Linked DNA regions of Homo sapiens: region 2 is linked to region 1. The links are chromatin loops, found by intact Hi-C in ENCODE. Cell type or tissue: Caco-2. All regions are shown on one strand. Links, peaks and the distances in the headings refer to the core of each region. The heading gives the core; the rest is flanking DNA. Region 1 holds the start of C14orf39 (chromosome 14 open reading frame 39). Region 2 has its middle 41 kb from the start of PPM1A.

What was found. Hi-C counts contacts between places; a loop is a spot of excess contacts. Peaks named below come from ENCODE experiments on the same cell type or tissue, not always from the same donor. Only the 100,000 strongest peaks of a DNase experiment are listed, where the experiment ranks them.
Region 2: it touches region 1 in a loop (5-fold over the local background); 5 of 110 quality-filtered maps call a loop at or near these places.

The regions. Positions count from the first base shown.
Region 1 is chr14:60,482,702-60,491,695 of GRCh38, forward strand. It overlaps C14orf39 (chromosome 14 open reading frame 39), which reads right to left and starts at 3,362. Exons shown (of 18, transcript NM_174978.3): 1 at 3,244-3,362; 2 at 2,329-2,385; 3 at 2,180-2,236; 4 at 990-1,116. The coding sequence starts at 2,377. In Caco-2, for the core only: no CTCF peak of the experiment used is centred there; no DNase peak of the experiment used is centred there.
Region 2 is chr14:60,203,361-60,212,354 of GRCh38, forward strand. No RefSeq gene overlaps it. Among named protein-coding and RNA genes, the nearest start is that of PPM1A, 41 kb to the right of the region's middle. RefSeq lists an enhancer at 4,293-4,362. In Caco-2, for the core only: no CTCF peak of the experiment used is centred there; no DNase peak of the experiment used is centred there.

The sequences.
Region 1 (8,994 bases), core at 486-8,485:
GGCTAAATAACAGGCTACATCAATACCAGAAATACCACGGAGCTGTTAAAAAGAATGAAATATATATAAAATTACATGCACAGTACCATTTACATTAGGTATTGTTAAATGTTAAAAAGCAAGTTGCAGAATGAAGTGAGTCCATTTTTGTAAAAAGGAAATACAGCTATATAGACAGGTGTGTGTGTGTGTGTGTGTGTGTGTGTGTGGTGTGCATAATAATGATGTTGACTCTTCAAGATCTAAAAGGATGTGAGTCATTACCTATGCAGAGGATGACAGGGTAGGGGACGGGAACTGCAAGCAGGGAAAAACTATTTGCACCATATATGTGTATATTGCTTGAACATTTGTATTTGGTATATGTTACTTTTATAATTTCTTAAAACCAGTGGGAAAAAACTAATGGGGGAAAAACAAAAAAGGCTTATTAAAATTTTGAATAACAAAATATTTCAAAACAAATATGATCCTAAAATACAGTACTTACTACAATGTCCATATAAAACTAAGTACAGAAAATTTATATTTGTAATAAGTCTTTGTTGTTTTTATGTATTTGTTTCAAAATGTCTAGAGTTAACTAGTAGAATCCAGAACCTGAAGCCATGTTGAAAGAATTCTTAACGTATTAAATATTTTTATTTTGAAAAACTTCAGGCCGTATTCCCTCACACAAAAATAAGATCTTGAAAATTCAAAAATGGAAATTGTTTCAAATATATTTAATAGGAATTTTATATACTGAGCTTATTCAAAAGTTTATAGTTAGATTAAGTGGATCTGAATTAGTGAGCTCTTATAGCTGTTTAGTTCTATTTCTCTTCTGATCCTCCTATAATCCCTTTACATAGTGGCATAACAAGGCACATTAAGACTTGATTCATTAGCTAATACAGAATACTACTTTGAAGGAAGTATCTTCAACTGTAAACTCAAAAACCCTAAATAAAAGAATGCAATGAAAATTGATTCTTTCAAATACTCACTTTCTACAGTTGTCTTTAATCTCCTCACTATGTTTACAGTAATGATCAATTTCCTCATCTGTTGCATTTATAGTTTCGTGTATCCTACAAATAGTTACTTTGTTTTCCTTAATATCTTCACAGCATTCTACAAAGAGAAAATGTTTATTTTCTTAATGTAGAAATAATAAGTTCAAAATAAACAAATAGAGAAAAAAAATGGGTATGGCAGCTTACCTAAAAGGAAGAGAGCCAGAGAATGGAGAGGAAACGAGGCTTGAGATGGGTGGGACCGTATACTAAAATGCAGAGAACCAGGGCCAGGCCTGATCCTAGAGCCAGAAGCTAAGAAGATTTTCAGTTTGGGAATGATGAAAAAATAAATGTCCCTTGTACCTCATCTTTAACATAAAAGGGCTAGATTCAGTGATATCTAAGGTCAATCGTATCTTAAGATGCTATGAATTCTTGCAAACATTTATTCGTTAATGACACTAATAGAAGCCTTCTGTTTTTGACAAATGTGAAATTTCTATTCATCAATTCTATGTCAATTATTAAACGCACTTTCAACTCACTTATTTCTGTTACTAGTGATTAAATAGAAGATAAAATGGACATAATTTCTTAAAAAGATTAAAATAAATTCTTAATATTCTGTATTCTTTTTTGATTGCAGAAAATATAACCAAACTCTACCTTTTCAGAACGATGAAGAAATTTAGAACTCTATTTTTTATAGTTGTTTTGTTGGATCTTAAAATACTATACAGTATTTGTGTGATTTGCCTTGCTATTTCTCTGATAACATTATTTTTCAGAATTATTATTCCTGAAAATGTGGCATCTATCGATTTTGATCCCTGATTTCTGGTGGTTTCTATAAAGATAAAAAAAATTTCACTCAACTATTTGAAATAACTTGTTATTAGAGAAAAATAACATCTTTTCCACTGCACCTAAGGGGTCATTTCTACTTAAGACAAAATTCTTCATAAAATAATTAAATGCTGAATATAGAAGTTTATTATCAAACAACTATAGTTAAGTCACATCTATTTCGTCTAGGGTAAATAGTTTATTTGTCGCTAGAGAGAACTGACACAAAAGTTATAACGCCAACAATAAGTTGCCCTAAACAGAGCAATTGTATGTTATATGCCATAAGGAATTAAAAGACTAAAATATCTTGATCATGCAAAGCTACTTACTATTAATTCTTTGAATCATCTCTTCTTTAGTACTTATGTCTTGCTCATACTGGAAGACTAAAATAAATAATTATCTTGTGACTTCAATTCATTGTTAAAATATCAAATGATCATACAAAAAGCTACCTATTTTTTCACTTTATACCTACCAAATTCTAGCAAAAGTCTGTCCAAACTGACAAACAGGCTGTCATTCATCTTGGATACTATGTTAAATGAAAAAAAAAATTATAAGATTTTCTGAAGTCGTATGCAAAACAGGATATATTTCGTAACGACCTTTTCAATATAGCATTCTTCACAGGAACATGTGGGCAGAGCCAGAACTGGAAGACGAGAGGCCCCCTTGAGCCCATGGCGACATTCCCAGCCCCTTCCCGGGCCAAGCCCAACGAGCGCTTCAGAAATCGTTGTTGAGTCGGGGCACGACTTGAAGTTTTGGGGATGGGGTGGGAAGCACCCGCATAACCGCTTATGCGTGGGATTGCAACAAGCATCCGGATCTTCCAGGGTTCACGGACACCCAGATTTCTCCACAGGATATGCCCTTTAAAGTAAACGCTCTGAATATGTCCCTTGGTGGCGTGTGTACAACCACGTGTAGCAAAATTCTAACGAAAGCCCTTCCCCAACACCCGGGTAAACCTAGAGAAACAGTGCGATTTCGCATTTACGAATTTACCACGAAGAATAAAAAAATTGGAGGTTTTCACAGAACAGCCAATTCGCATTACGGCATACGCCTGAGGCGGGGTTCCTGTCTACCGTGCCCCTCAGAGCCCAGGAACCACAGCCCGTGCGCCTCCCGCAGTGGGAGTTCGCCGGCCGACTCCCACCCTCACAGCCTCCTGTCCTGGCTTCCCCTCGCCCGAGGCTGCAACACCGCATCCCCCCCATCCCCCGCCGCGCCCTCAGCCTCGGGCCGCACCAACCCAGGGGATAAGGCGACTCCGGTCGCTCTGAGGGGCAGGGCCAGCCAGCCCCCTCCCACCCACGCACACGCTCCCCCTCAGAGCCGCCGGCCCAGAGAAAAACCGCCACATGCAGCTCCCTTCCACACGCACCTAAACAGCTCCTCTGGACCCGAACGCCCACACCCTCCCTCCCTGGGGTCCCAAACTCCACTCAGGACGCCACAGCGGATCCTAACTACAAACGGTCCCCGGAGCCCTGGGCTGGACTCGCTCAGCCCCGCCCCCACGCCCCTGGTACCAGCCCTGAGAGACCCCGCGGAGCACGCCGCGGGAGCCGCAGATCGCGCTGAAGAGCAGCGAGATCGCGCTCTGGACGAGACCTGCGCGGCTGCAACCGCTCCTTCTTCGCGGGTGGAAGCGCGGAATAAGCCCCGTAAAACCACAGAAGTGGGTGCTGGAGTTAGAGGACCCTCAAAGAAGTAGAGACCTGTCAGAGACTCTCCTGTTTTCTTGAAGACAAGTGTTTTTTAAAGCCTATTTATTCCTCTTGTAACAAGTTTTTAAAAATATTTTGGAGTACAACAATAAAATTGATATTAACTTTTAACAAGAGTAAAAAATACTCAATTCAATAATCAAAATTCAATTCTGAATTCAGCATTTTTCAAAACATCTTAAAAAGCAAGCACAACTCAAATACATATTAGTTGAATGGACATTTTGAGACTGACTCATTTGCTCAGTTTCAAATAAAGTACATTTTCTGCCCAAAATGCTGTCTTTAGGTAATTTATGCTCTTAGGCTTTGTCTGCCTATCCAAAGTGAAATAAAGAGTGTAAACAAAATCATTAAGCAGTTCAGTCCTCCAAAGTGCCTCAATCCTTTGTATATTTCTCGTAGAAATGTTTTTAACCGTAAATGATCACAATAATTGTCTCAAGTCACCAAAACCTAAGCTGTTTCACGGAATATTTAAGTGAAAAAGAAGGTTTCAGAAGTTTTTCTTCCTTAAGTGCCTCAGATCAGATATGCATAACCAATTTTATTATAGTGTGCTGTCATATTGCTCACTAGTTGGTATTAATATTCAACAAAACTAACATGTTTTGATAATGTAACAATTTAGCAGATTTATTCTTTTGTGTGTGTGTGAAAAATCTTTTACTTAGTTTTTCCAGCTTTATTGAGGCATAATTGACAAATAAAAATTGTATTTACCACGTACATGATATTTGGACGTATACATACATTGTGAAATGATCACCACGATCAAGTTAATTTGTATAACACATCCATCACCTCATATAATCATTTTTGGGTGTGTGTGGTGAGAACCTTTAAGATCTACTCTCTTAGCAAGTTTCAAGGACACAATACAGTATTATTAACTATAGTCACCATGCTGTACATTAGATCTCCAGAACTTATTCAATCTGCCTAACTGAAACTTCGTACCCTTTGACCAACATATTTCCTCATTCCCACCTCCTCCCTCCCCCAGCCACTGGCAACCACCATTCTACTCTCTGCTTCTATGGGCTCAGCTTTTTCAGATTCCACCTACAAGTGAAGTCATATAGTATTTGTCTTTCTGTGCCTGACTTACTTCAATTAGCATAATGTCCCACAGGCTCATCCATCATCCATGTGGTCACAAATGACAAGATTCCTTCTCTGTTAAAGCTGAATAAAAGTCCGTGTGTGTGTGTGTGTGTGTGTTTATCCATTCATTGACAAATGAATGGATAGGTTGAGTATATATCTTGGCTATTGTGAATAATGTTGCAGTGAACATGAGAGCACAGACATCTGTTCCACAAAGTGATTTTATATTCTTTGGATATGTATTCAAAAGTGGGATTGCTGGGTCTTATGATAGTTCTATTTTTAAATTTTGAGAAGTCTCTTCACTGTTTCCCTAATGGCGGTACCCATTTGCATTCCCGCAAAGAGTGTACAACTTTTCCTTTTTTCCATATCCTTGTCAACACTTGTTGCCTTTTTTATCATAGTCATTCTAACAGGTGTGACGTATCCTATTGTGGTTTTGATTTGCATTTCGCTATGATTATTGACGTTCAGCATTTCTTTATATATCTGTTGGCGATTTGCACATCTTCTTTTGAGCAATGTCTATTCAGGTCCTTTGCCCATTTTTAATCAGATTGTTTGTTTTCTTGCTTAGTTGAGTTCCTTATTTAGATATTAACCCAAATTTACTCTTATTACATTTGTTTATATTTATTAACTACTTCTTTTTAGGAAAACATAGGAAAGCAAATATAAAGTGTAAATCTATTTTGTCTTACTGGCACTACATTGCTATGACTGTCAAGAAAATTTAGTAGGTAAAAAGTTAGTCTACTTCAATTTAACACTAGATTTTCTTATGAAAATTTGTAGAAATCTAGAAACACCACCTTACTGAGATCTGAAAATCAATTTATTTGCATTTAAATTCACATCTATACATATCCTAATTACCCTCATAAAAATATACCTAAGTTCTACCAACACCACTACCATCTATCTTATTCCATTCCAAAATTTTCTTCTGGAAAAGCAATGAAGATGCTCCATCTACTGGAGAGTTTTAAATAAATTTTATTTCCCTCTCTCCCTATTCCCTCTCACTCCAGTGAATTACAGTGCTCCATTTGAAAAATTATAGAACTTTGACTCAGATAAACATTTATCTTAACAAATCATTTTCTGGGAAAGTACTCCCACAAGATAAAATTTTCCTTATCTATTATTGACACCTTTGCCTCTTGATCCATAATCAACAATCTGAAGAAATCCATTACTTAAACCTGCTGCTCATTCTAATTGCACGGTATTCCTTTTCTTCCTTTTATTGCTTAATTTATCTAATAGGAAGCTTGTGTTTCCTACCTACAATTCCTCTCCACTCATTTCCTAATTGACCTTTTCAATTTAACTACTATCTCCATCACATTTAACTACTTTCTCAGGTAATCAAGACAACATTTTAATTCCAAATCTTATGGTCTTTTCTCAGTCTTATCCTCCTCCCTTCCTTTTTTTCTTACTCTCTTCCATACTTGGTTCCATTTAAACTCTCTGCAATCCTGACTTCCAAGACACTACTCTCTTCTGGTTCTCCCACCTCTCCTATCTGCCCCTCAGATTTCATCTTCTATTTCTTTCCCCCTCACCATCACCATGGACTCTAACCAAGATTTTTTTCCTTAACTCTACCCTTTTCTTTTTTGGGGGTCATGCATCCATAGTAACTTCAATTATCACACCTGTGCTTATGAGTCCCAAATCTTTACTTCCAGTCCTATCCTATTATCAGGGAGTTATCCAAATATTTATCTTTATATGCTTTCCATCAATCTTGATTTAACCTGATCTAAATCCAAAGTCATCTCCCATAAATAATTATTCACAAAGTCTTGCTGATTTTTTCTTTGATATTTTCTTTGTATGCATCCAGTCAACTCTATAAACAATCTTTGCAGTCAGGCAGATATGGATTTAACTTCTGGATCTGTCATTTGTTAAGTCAAAACTTTGGGCAAGTTTCTAATCCAAGCTTTCGTTTCCTCACATATAAAGTGGAAATTGTAATAACTCCAACATCATGGAATAGTTATGAAGATTAAATAAAATAATTTCTATAAAGCCCCTAATATAATGCCCAGCACATAGTATATAGAAAATATAGAAGACATTGGAATGAAACTTCTTCAAATTCCAGCTATCAAACATATGATCCTACTTAAATCTTCATTAATCTATCCTCCTTCTGTTCTGTTACAATAGTGGAACTCTCTCTCCTCTTACCTAAAGCCAATTCCTCCACCTGTATTTGAGTACCATCTCCTCTTACCTCCTCAGAAGCGTTAAAATATCAAATATGCCTTTTCTCTTATGTGTATTCAATCTCTTCCATTTAATTGGATCCCTCTCATCAGCTTTAAACATGGTCAAGTCTATACCAGAAAATGAAAGAGAGAGAATCTTCCCTAGACATTAAAGGTTTTATGAGTCAACATCATATTTCTCTCACAGCCAACCTGATTTCTAAACAGTTGTCTAAACTCACAGTCTCCCTCCTCTTTTCTTACTCCAATCTGCCTTCCAATGCCATTATGCCATAAAATTTGTTCTAAGATGACAATGACCTCATGACACTGAATCCAATGAACATGTTTCAGTCATTAACTGACCTGACCTCTGCATTATCACTTTTCCTTCTTAAAACACCGCAGTAGCTGCATGATTTTTCTCCCATCTCTCATAATTTTCTCTATCTTCTCTTTCAGCCTCCTCTCCTTCCACTCAGCCATTAAATGTTGTAAATCTCAGATTCAGTCCTAGGCCTTTTTTCATCTGTACTCCATGTGCATGGTTTCTAATGCAACCACTATACAGGTGACTCACAATGTGTATCTCTAGCCTAGACCTCTAGTATCAATCCAAGTCAGTAATTGCAAACAACAGAAATTAATTCTGGCTGATTTAAGCAAAGGTGAAATTTGTTTGAAGAATACTGGGACCAGGCATGGTGGCTCACACCTGTAATCCCAGGACTTTGGGAGGTCAGGGCACAAGGATTGCTTGAGCCCAGGAGTTCAAGACCAGCCTGGGAAACACAGAGAAAACCCATCTCTATAAATAAATAAATGAATAAATAAATAAATAAATAAATAAATAAATAAATAGGTGCACACCTGTAGTCCTAACTACTTGGGAGGCTGGGGCGGGAAGATCACTTGAGCCCAGGAATTCAAGGCTGTGGCGAGCTATGATCGCACCACTGCACTCCAGCTTAGGCAACAGAATAAGATCCTGCCTCTAAAAAATAATAATAAAGTAAAAAATTTTAAAAATGTTACTGTGTAACACAAAACTCCCCAGAATAGCTAGAGAACCAGACTCATGTGCTATACAGCAAGAAGCAAAAACCAAACTCATACCACAGATTTGGTAGTCGAGACACCATCACTACAACCAAGCACTGAGGACTGCAGCTCACATCACTATCATGAGCACTACCACAACTGCCCTACAAACTCTATCTTACTTTAACTGTCACCTATTAACAGATAGGATTCTTTCTAGGGCACACTTGCTGGTGTCACTCATTCCAATTCAAAATCTTGGGTAGATATATTTCATTAAAGAAGCCTATGACACATAAATCTCTTCTTCCTCCCAGACTGTTAGGGTAAAATACTTTCCAAACATAAGAATTGGATTTAAATGCTGGGCAGTCAAAAGGAAAAGCAACTGTTCATGACACCTATCCTGAGTTCCAGACCCACGTATCTAATTGCTGACGTGATAAGCTATCTTAGTCCATCCTGCACTATAACAAAACACCACTACCTAGATAATTCATAAATAATAGAAATTTATTTCTCACAGTTTTTGAGGTCAGTAAGTCCAACACTGAGGCACTGGCAGATTCAGTGTCTGGTAAGGGCACACTCTTTGCTTCCAAAATGGTGTCTTGTTGCTGTCCTCCGGAGAGGACAAATGCTATGTCCCAACATGGTGAAGAGGACAAAGTCTTTCCCTCAAGCCCTTTTATAGGCACTAATACTAAGCCCTCATCACGCCTCTTAATACTATTACATTAGGGATTAAGTTTCAACATGAATTGTGGAGGGACACAAACATTCAAACCACAGCACAAGCTCAAACACAGCTCATGTATTTCCCCCACTAATGCTGACCTCCTTCATCCTTTTCATTAATGAGACCAGAATCTATTTGTGCATACCAGAAACCTAGACCGTGACAACCTTCCTCTCCTATCATCCCCCACATCAAATCCATCATAAATCCTACCAATTTTTCCTCTTAAATATCTTCCATCCATTTTTCTCTATTTCAGCTGCCGCCATCTAAATTCATTCTCTCAC
Region 2 (8,994 bases), core at 727-8,726, 280 kb before region 1:
TTTTGGTCATTTAGTATCTTTTGGGAATTTACCTTTCATGTCCTTTACCCATTTCTCTGTTTCAGTGGGCATCATATTTTCTAACTGATTTATAAATGAGCTTTATCAAGTAATGCTCTTGACCCCATATTCAACTTTTCCCCCGTTCTTTAATTTTTTAATATACAGAATTTTAATAATTGTACATATTAAAGTCTATTTAGCTGTTTCTTTATGGCTTCTCCTTTATTTTTAAGTGAAGTCTTTCCTTTCCTTGATAGCTGATTATAGTTATCTTTATACTCTATCCTTACTTTTCATCCTTTCATATTTTTATTTTGTTTTTACATTTAACCTTTATCCGCCTGTAACTTAGTTTGGTATAAATTATAAAAAACAGATTTGATGACTTTTCCAAATGTCTCACCATTTGTCTTACTACTATTTATTGGGTGGCTCAATTTTTCTTCCCAAATTTCAAATGTCAATCTTGCTAGTACTAAATTCATGTGTGTGTTTGGGGTTGCTTTTAGAGGTTTCTATTCTGTTCCATTGTTCTGTTTACTGTTACTACAGTCTCATTTTATTTCACTGATTGTACTGATAGGTGGTATAAAAGATAGTAATGCCTGGAAATGCAAGTCTTCATTTTATCATTGTTCTTTTTAAGTTTTCCTGACTATTCTCACTGGTATGTTTAACATATTTTTTGCTGACTTGAGCATCCAACAAAATATATATGTAGCTGTGACCTATACTTTCATTTCATCAACTGCTAATTGCACAAGGGACATCTATCGGGTGTTTACTTTGTGCCAGGCTCTGTTCTAAATGTTTTATATGCATCAACTCATTCAATGCTAGCAGCAACCCTGTAAGATCGATACCTTTATTGCTCATGTTTTATGAAAGAGGAAACGCAAGCATGGAGAGGCAAGGTTAATTTGCCCAAGGTCACACAGCTGGCGTGTGGCTAAACTAGCCGTTGCATGTAAATAAGACTGCCTGCCCACTCAACCCAGGCAATCTGATTTCAGAGCTCACTGCCTCTCAAACAGTATGGCAGGGGTTAATACTATCTTGATTCTTTGCTTTAAACTGGAGATACTGTAATTTAATAATCGTTTGATATGCCAAAATGACTACAAACACTGTTCAAATCAGCGTTTTACACACATTCTATAGCAATGTAATACTTTTCCTCTTTAAAGTATTGAAGGATGAAATTTTCTTCAAATTATACAATACTACTTAAAGTGTTAAATTCCAATAAAGGAGAAAAAAAAGGCAGCAAACTATTGCCAGAAGAGCCCTGGATTGAGCAACAGGGAAACAAAAGTTCTAGTCCTTGTTGTGTTGCTAATTAGCTTCCTGCCTCCACCCCCACACGGACACATACACCCACCCAAAATATTGTCCTTATTAGTCTGTAACCCTGGCTAAATTACAATATTACAGATTCATTCCTTCAGGTTAACTCTCTTTCTGAGATGTGACTAGCCCTGGTGACGTACTACTTGTCAGAGTATTGATTATTTGCCCTGTTTTGAGATTTTAATTCCTCTTAATCAGGAACATTGCCCTGACAAGATAGGAGTTGTCATGGTTCAACAGGGAGCCAGGAATAGAAAGCAATGTTATTCTGGAGGCTGAAAGGCTGTGAGAGGTATGTGTGGTGAGGGACCACAGCTGACAGAAACAGGCTATGGGGAGTAGCTTGGGTATCTCAGGTGACAGAGAGTGGTGAGAGGGGAAGCTGAGAGGAGGAAGATGGTCCTGTGGAGGGAATGTGGGTAGAGCCTCCTCTACTTGAAGTTTTCCCAGCGCTGGTGCTGGGCGCAGCCAAGGATTCTAAAAGAAGGCCTTCCTCTGGGGATCAGGAAGGGAGAGGGAATATGAAAAGAGTCTGCCCTCTTGACATTGACCCAGAGTCTCCACGAGTCATTGGAAAAGATGCATGAGAAGCTGCATCTAAGGGCATGCAAACATATACACACAACACCATAAAAGGAGAAAGCTTTTTAGGCTTTCTTCAACTCATCAGGCTTGTGAATTTCTTTAATAAAAATCTCGGAACATCATGGCTCTACCAAACCTTTGCCTATTCGTCATTGCCACAGTGATACTGACTTTTGAATTCCAGTACCAGGGGAAAAAGATGTGTGTGTGGTGGGGGGAGGAGGGAAATAGTATCACCTTTTATGTAAATTCTTACTTGCTCATACAAATACTTTCTTTTTTTTTGTTTTATGGGGGTGTGGGTGGAAAAGTTTCAGTGTTTTTGCTGATTATAGAAGCAGTGAATGCTTACTCTAAAAAAAAAAATCAATGACACAAAGAAGAGAAATTCTGTCACCCTACCACATTGTAGTGTGTCTCTTCCAGATTTTTTTTCAAATTGGATCACACTGTTCTGCAATTGGCATTTTAACTTAACATATACAATAACTGTAGCATTCCATCTCATCTATTACTGTCCATAGTATTCCATTATATGTATGTACCATAATTTATTCAACAAACCAAGCTGATAAACATTTAGGTCATGATAATTTTTTATTATATATCATCCTTGTATTAATTGTTCCCAATGTATCATAATTTCCTAAGGGAAGAGGAACTAAATGACACATGTATAAAATTTTACTATACATTTTCCTATTTCTACAGTTTGTTTATATCTTTTTTCATGTCTTTTGCTGGTATCCAGCTCTTTTGTAGAAACCTCTTAAATTTGTCCTTTGTTCTTTGTTCCACTTCACAATTGGTAGAACACGGGTCAATAGGGAGCTCAAAGGTTCTCAAATTTGGGGCATCGTGTAATCTTTAGATCTTAAAGAAATCTTTCTAGGAGTAGCAGACATCAAGCTACTGGCAAATGAAAATTCTATGTGAAAAGACTACCTCAACAAAGGAGTGAAGTTCTATGTCCTCGGTGTTCTGTCATATAATTACATTTTCATTATGATTGTTCTGGTAAAAATGAGTCAGGGAGAAAAGTGTACCGTTTTAGGCTTGATTACCTAGGATCACATGAGAGTACCTGGGAAGGAGTTGCTGAGACCAATGACTACCCTTTGAACCAAACAATATATATGAAGATCAAAGTTTGGGTGTAATCTCTTCCGGGGCCACTTGGCTGCATTTTTCTTCCTCAGCACATATTGTTCCCTGCCAGAATTAATACATGAGAGCTGAGATTATAAGAAGCCCAACCAAGACCACGTGCATGACATCAGGGCAGATCTATTGGCACCAGTCAAAGAGCAGAGCACAACGTCCGAGCAGATTAGAACACATTACACTTAGTTCGTAGACTGCAGGCTGCACTGAGAATCGGGCCATAGTGACTATTGGAAGATCAATAGGAGAAGAAATAAAAAGAAAGAAAGAAATAGAAAATGTGCCGAGTCAGGGCAGGAGGGTCTTTCAAATCTCCCAAACTGGGGTCATGGTCATCCATGACAAGGTTGGGGTGTCGCTGCTGAAGAAAGCACAAATTCAACTGATGGGAACTCAATAAAATACGTGCCCAGCATCGACTGAGTCTTTTCTCTTCCTCAGCTGACCTTGTGCTTATATTCTGTGGACTTTCCACAGAATTCCTGTCAGGGACTTTCTTAAACCTCCTCCAACCCCCATTGACGCTCCAAATCTGCGCATCTTTGTGTTCTTGTTCTCTCTCTCTCTCTCCCCTTCCCCTGTTTCTCTTTTCTCTTGCTTCTTCCCTTTCCTTCCTTCATTCCCCTCATCCCAGTTGCTGGAAATCCATTGGCAAATGAGACCTATATTACTTCTTTCTTTGAATGTCTTCTCTGTTGCCTACAAACTCTCTGAAGTATTTCTTCCTTCAACTATTTTCTAATTAAAACTGTCTTAGTATCTACTCACCTTATCACTCTTGTTTCTCAGTGAGGTTTCAAAGATTAGAAAGTGGCTAGAGTGTATGTGTATGAGTGTGTGTGTGAGAGAGAGAGAGAATGAATTCGTGTGTGCATAGGAACCATTGGCTTTACGCAATATAGATGGGAACTTCCCTATGACTTGAAATGGGACCTTAGGCTCTAGGGCAGGGTTTCTCAACCCTAGCTGCTCATTAGAATCACTAGAGCAGTTTTTAAAAATCCCCATGCTCAGACAGAATCCCACACCAATTAAATCAGAATCTCTGGGTGTGGGACCTGGAATCATTCCTTTTTAACAGCTCCATAGCAATTCCAAGGTGCAGGCAAGTTGAAACCCTCTTCTCTAGGAGAAGTTAATGTATTAGTTAACCTGCTAGAATTAATGACCTCTCACTCATTGTTATCATTATCAGGTGGGAGCCTTGATGGTTTATGCCAAAGCCCCCACCAATAGAAATGTGGCAAAATTCTGACACTGCTGGATCTGAACCAGTGGCTTTCTCAGCCCCAGGTAAAGCATCTTGCCAGCGTAAACCTAATTCTGTTAGATAACTGGATTTTACCGCCGGTGCTGTGAACAGCTCATTCCCTGCTAAAGTGGAAAAGGTCTCGTGTCACAGAAGTTACATGGAACCCTTGGGCTATCAGGGCTCTCCACTGTCCAGATTCTTGTGTCACACTTGTGTGTGTGCACACATGTGTGTGTGTGCTTGCGTGTATGTGTGTGTGTGTGTTTTCATGTCCTTTCTTTTCAAAGTGGTTATTACCAAATTTGACCCAAAAAAGAAAGAGGTGATGGAGTGTGGCCATATAGTCTTGTCTGTTTCTATTTGCCTTAATAATTTTTTGACGGCATCATGTCACTTAATAGGCACTTATTTTCTAAGCTATATAGATATTATCTTGCTCAATTTCAACACTTCTATGAGATAAGTATCATTTCCATTCTACAGTTGAGAAAACTAAGGAGCCTGGAGATTAAACTTGCCTGAAGGCAAACAGCTAAAAAGTGATAGAACCAGAATTTGAATTCAAGTTGATCTGACTTCAAAGTCCAAGCTTTTAGACACATTATACTGACTGTTAGAGTATTTTTTGTGACCATCCATATGCCCTTTATCCAATAGCAAGTATTAGTAAAATGTGCTTTTTACCTTAAGGAATTCCAGATTTATTTTTACTGATCAGACCCGTAATTATGGGTCATGGATCTCCACAAATGCACAGTGGTCAAGGTTGCTAAGGTAATGCTATGCCCAAGTTGAGTGCCTAATAAATGTTTGCTGAAGGATGGATGGATGGATGGATGGATGGATGGATGGATGGATGAATGGATAAGTCAATGCCAGAGTGGACAAATAAATGAATGAGGTATCTAATGATAATCTACATTATCTTCCCCATTAGATTAGGCTCCTTAAAGGGAGGGGATAGGTCTTGTTAACTACTGCATCTGTGCCTAACATAGTGCCTGACACTTACCAGGTGTTCATGTAAGTATAGAAAGCAGTGGAAAAATAAATAGCAGTACAGGCCACTGGACCAAAAATTACTCTGTTGATAGAATTTGAAGCAAATAAATTGTATCTCAATATCTTTCCATAGAGTAAGAAGGCCTAAATTCGGGAAAATAAGGATACCAAAGAGGTAGCTGAAAACTGAAAAATGTGGGAAATTCTTCATGTAGTCTCTAAAAGCAAGAATCTATACATTTCCCTATATTTGGAAAATACAAATTTTAAAATATATTTTCCAGTTTGATTGTATTTCTCAGTGTTGTGTATGCAAAGTTTCAGGGTTATACCCACCCACACATGAGAGCTATAATCACAGTGTACTTCATGTGTAGAAAGGAAAGTGGTATTCTCTCAGCACGAAGAGCTTTGAAATCTAATAAGCACCATACCCCTCAGGGTTGAGAAGTAGAACTGTTCTGTTTGTTGTTCTCCAGAGCCACTTTCAGACATTCCTCCTCATTCCATTTTCTCATAAAAACCTCTTCTCCTTTTAGGCTTGCACTGTATGGACTACACCACGCCCCACCCACCATGGAATAACAAATTGCCGATCTCCCTTTTGCTTCCTACTCAAATTCACTGAAGAGCCTGACTGACAGCCATCTTCTCTACATGGCTCCTGCTATTACCCTTGAATTTCATCCATTAGCCTTGCATCTCAGTTACCTACCCTCCTAATTCCTGATGATCTCCATTCCTGCACAGCTACCCATGGCCATGGTCACCCCCTTGTGCTTTTCACCCCCAAAAATTCATCACATTACAACCCAAAGGCATTTTTTTGTTAAATTTATGGACCACAAGTGCAATATTGTTACATGCATAGATTGCATAGTGGTGAAGTCAGGGCCTTTAGGTATCCATCACCCAATTCACATAAATTGTACCCATTAGGGAATTTCTCATTATTCATCTTCCTCCCACTGCGTTTCTCTTCTGAGTCTCCACTGTCTATCATTCCACACTCTAAGTCCATGTGTAAACATTATTTAGCTCCCACATATGAGTGAGAGCAGGTGATATTTATTATTCTGTGTCTTACTTGTTTCACTGAAGATAATGGTGGCAAGAATGTACACTGGGAAAAGAACATCCTTTTCACTAAATGGTGCTGGTAAAATTGGATTCCAGTATGTAGAAGAATGAAATTGGACCCCCATCTCTCACCAAATAAAAAAAAATCAGCTCAAGATAGGTTAAAAACTTAAATGTAAGACCTGAAACTTTAATAATATTAGAAGAATAACTACAGGAAACTCTTCTGGACATTAGTCTAGTCAAAGAATTCATGACTAAGACCTCAAAAGCACAGGCAACAAAAACAAAAATAGGCAGATGGGACTTACACTAAAAAGTTTAAGTTTCTTCTGCACAGCAAAAGAAATAATCAACAAAGTGAACAGACAACTTGCAGAATGGGAGAAAATATTTGAAAACTATGCATCTGACAGGGGACTAACATCCAGAATTTACAAGGAACTCAAACAACTCAACAACAAAAAATACAAATAATTCCATTAAAAGGCAGGCAAAGGGCATGAACAGACATTTTTAAAACAAATCATAAATTCGAACATCCCATTTGTCATTGTAATAGTCTGTCTTCATGCTGCTGATAAAGACATACCCGAGACTGGGTAATTTATGAAGAAAAAGAAGTTTAATGGACTCACAGTTCCACAAGGCTGGGGAGGCCTCACAATCACAGTGGAAGGCAAAGAGGAGCAGTCACGTCTCACATGGCAGCAGGCAAGAGAGAATAATGAGAGCCAAGCGAAAGGGTAAATCCCTTATAAAATCATGAGATCTTGTAAGAGTTATTCACTACCAGGAGAACAGTGTGGGGGAAACCACCCCCATGATTCAATGATCTCCCACAGGGTCCCTCCCACAACATGTGGGAATTATGGGAGCTACAATTCAAGATGAAATTTGGGTGTGGACACAGCCAAACCATATCAGTCATCCATTATCTCTTCCTTCCAGCTTTCCTGCTTAGCTTCATTAGATTTTTTTTTCTTTTTTTGAGAGAGGGTCTCACTTTGTTGCCCAGGGTAGAGTGCAGTAATGTCATCATGGCTCACTGCAATCTGCAATCTCGAACTCCTGGGCTCCAGCTATCCTCCCCACTCAGCCTCACAAGCAACAGGTGCATGCCATCATGCCTAGCTAATTTTTTTTTTTTTTTTTTTTGGGGGGTAGAGATGGAGGTATTGCTATAATTCTCAAGCTGGTTTTAAACTCCTGAGCTCAAATGATCTTCCTGCCTCAGCCTCCCAAAGTGATAGGATTACAGGCATGAGCCACTGTGCCTGGGTCAGGCTTTTTGATCTATGATCCTTTCCACATTTTTGCCATCATGCCCTTTTGCCTTCCCTTCTCCCACACCAGCTTAGATTCCTGAGCCCATCATTACAATCATCCTATCGCAAATATGCTAGGCTTAATTGGCTTTTTCTCCTTTCATAGCATCTGCCTACAGAACCCCCAGTCCTCCCCTGTGTCAATGCCTAAGCAGCTGAGCGTGGCCGTAAAAATCACAAAACCAATCCAGATTTGTATCACAATAAAATCTTAATTATAGATATCAGCAGGTGGTCTACATAGCCCAGCAATCTTACCTTTGTTCTCTAGAAAGCTTGAGCTCCCATTCTCTGCCACTGCTGTTTCTCTGACTCACTCTCAGAAGACTACCTATTGCAGATATTGTAGAATTGTCTTTGTTTACAGAATCCTAATTTTATTTGAGTGATGCAGAATGAAGTTTGGGCTAAACCAGCAGTTTTTAACCTGTGTTATGTGAACTCCCAGTGGAACACAAAGACTTTCCAAGGGAATATGGGCAGAGATACTCAACTACCTTTTGCAAAATTTAAAACAATTTTGTACATTTTTATAAACCTATCCACCTGAAAATGCACCTGCCAGTTTTTGGTTCTTATCTTCCTTTTCACAATTACCCTTTTCCACCTTACAGAAGAAATTCATACATTTCTCCCTTCTTAAATCTTACTGTGGTGCATTGTACATTAAAGCTCTGATGTACTTAATCAAGGGAGTGTGTGTGTGTGTGTATGTGTGCGTGTGTGTGTGTGTGTGTGTGTGTGTGTATGACAGGGTCTCACTCTGTCACCCAGGCTGGAGTGCAATGACGTGATCTTGGCTCACTGCAGCCTCGACCTTCTGGGCTCAAGCAATGTTTCCACCTCAGCCTCCTGAGTAGCTGGGATCACAGGCATGTGTCGCCAGGCCTGGCTTATTGTTTGTATTTTTTGTATACATAGGGTTTCCCATGTTGCTCAGGCTGGTCTCGAACTCCCGAGTGCAGGTGATCTGCCCGCCTGAGCCTCCCAAAGTGTTGGGATGACAGACATGAGCCACTGCATTTGGCCTAAATCAAGGGATTTTTCTAACTATTGATAGCAGAGAAGAATTTTGAAAGTTAGGCAACTCCTCACATATTTTTAAATCAACATCTAACCACTTTTATCAGAAGTTTGAATGGTTAATAAAAAGGTAATTACTGATAAAATTGAAATTACTATTAAATAATAAAACTCTTGTACCACTCTTTCAAATGTAGCTAGTAGAAC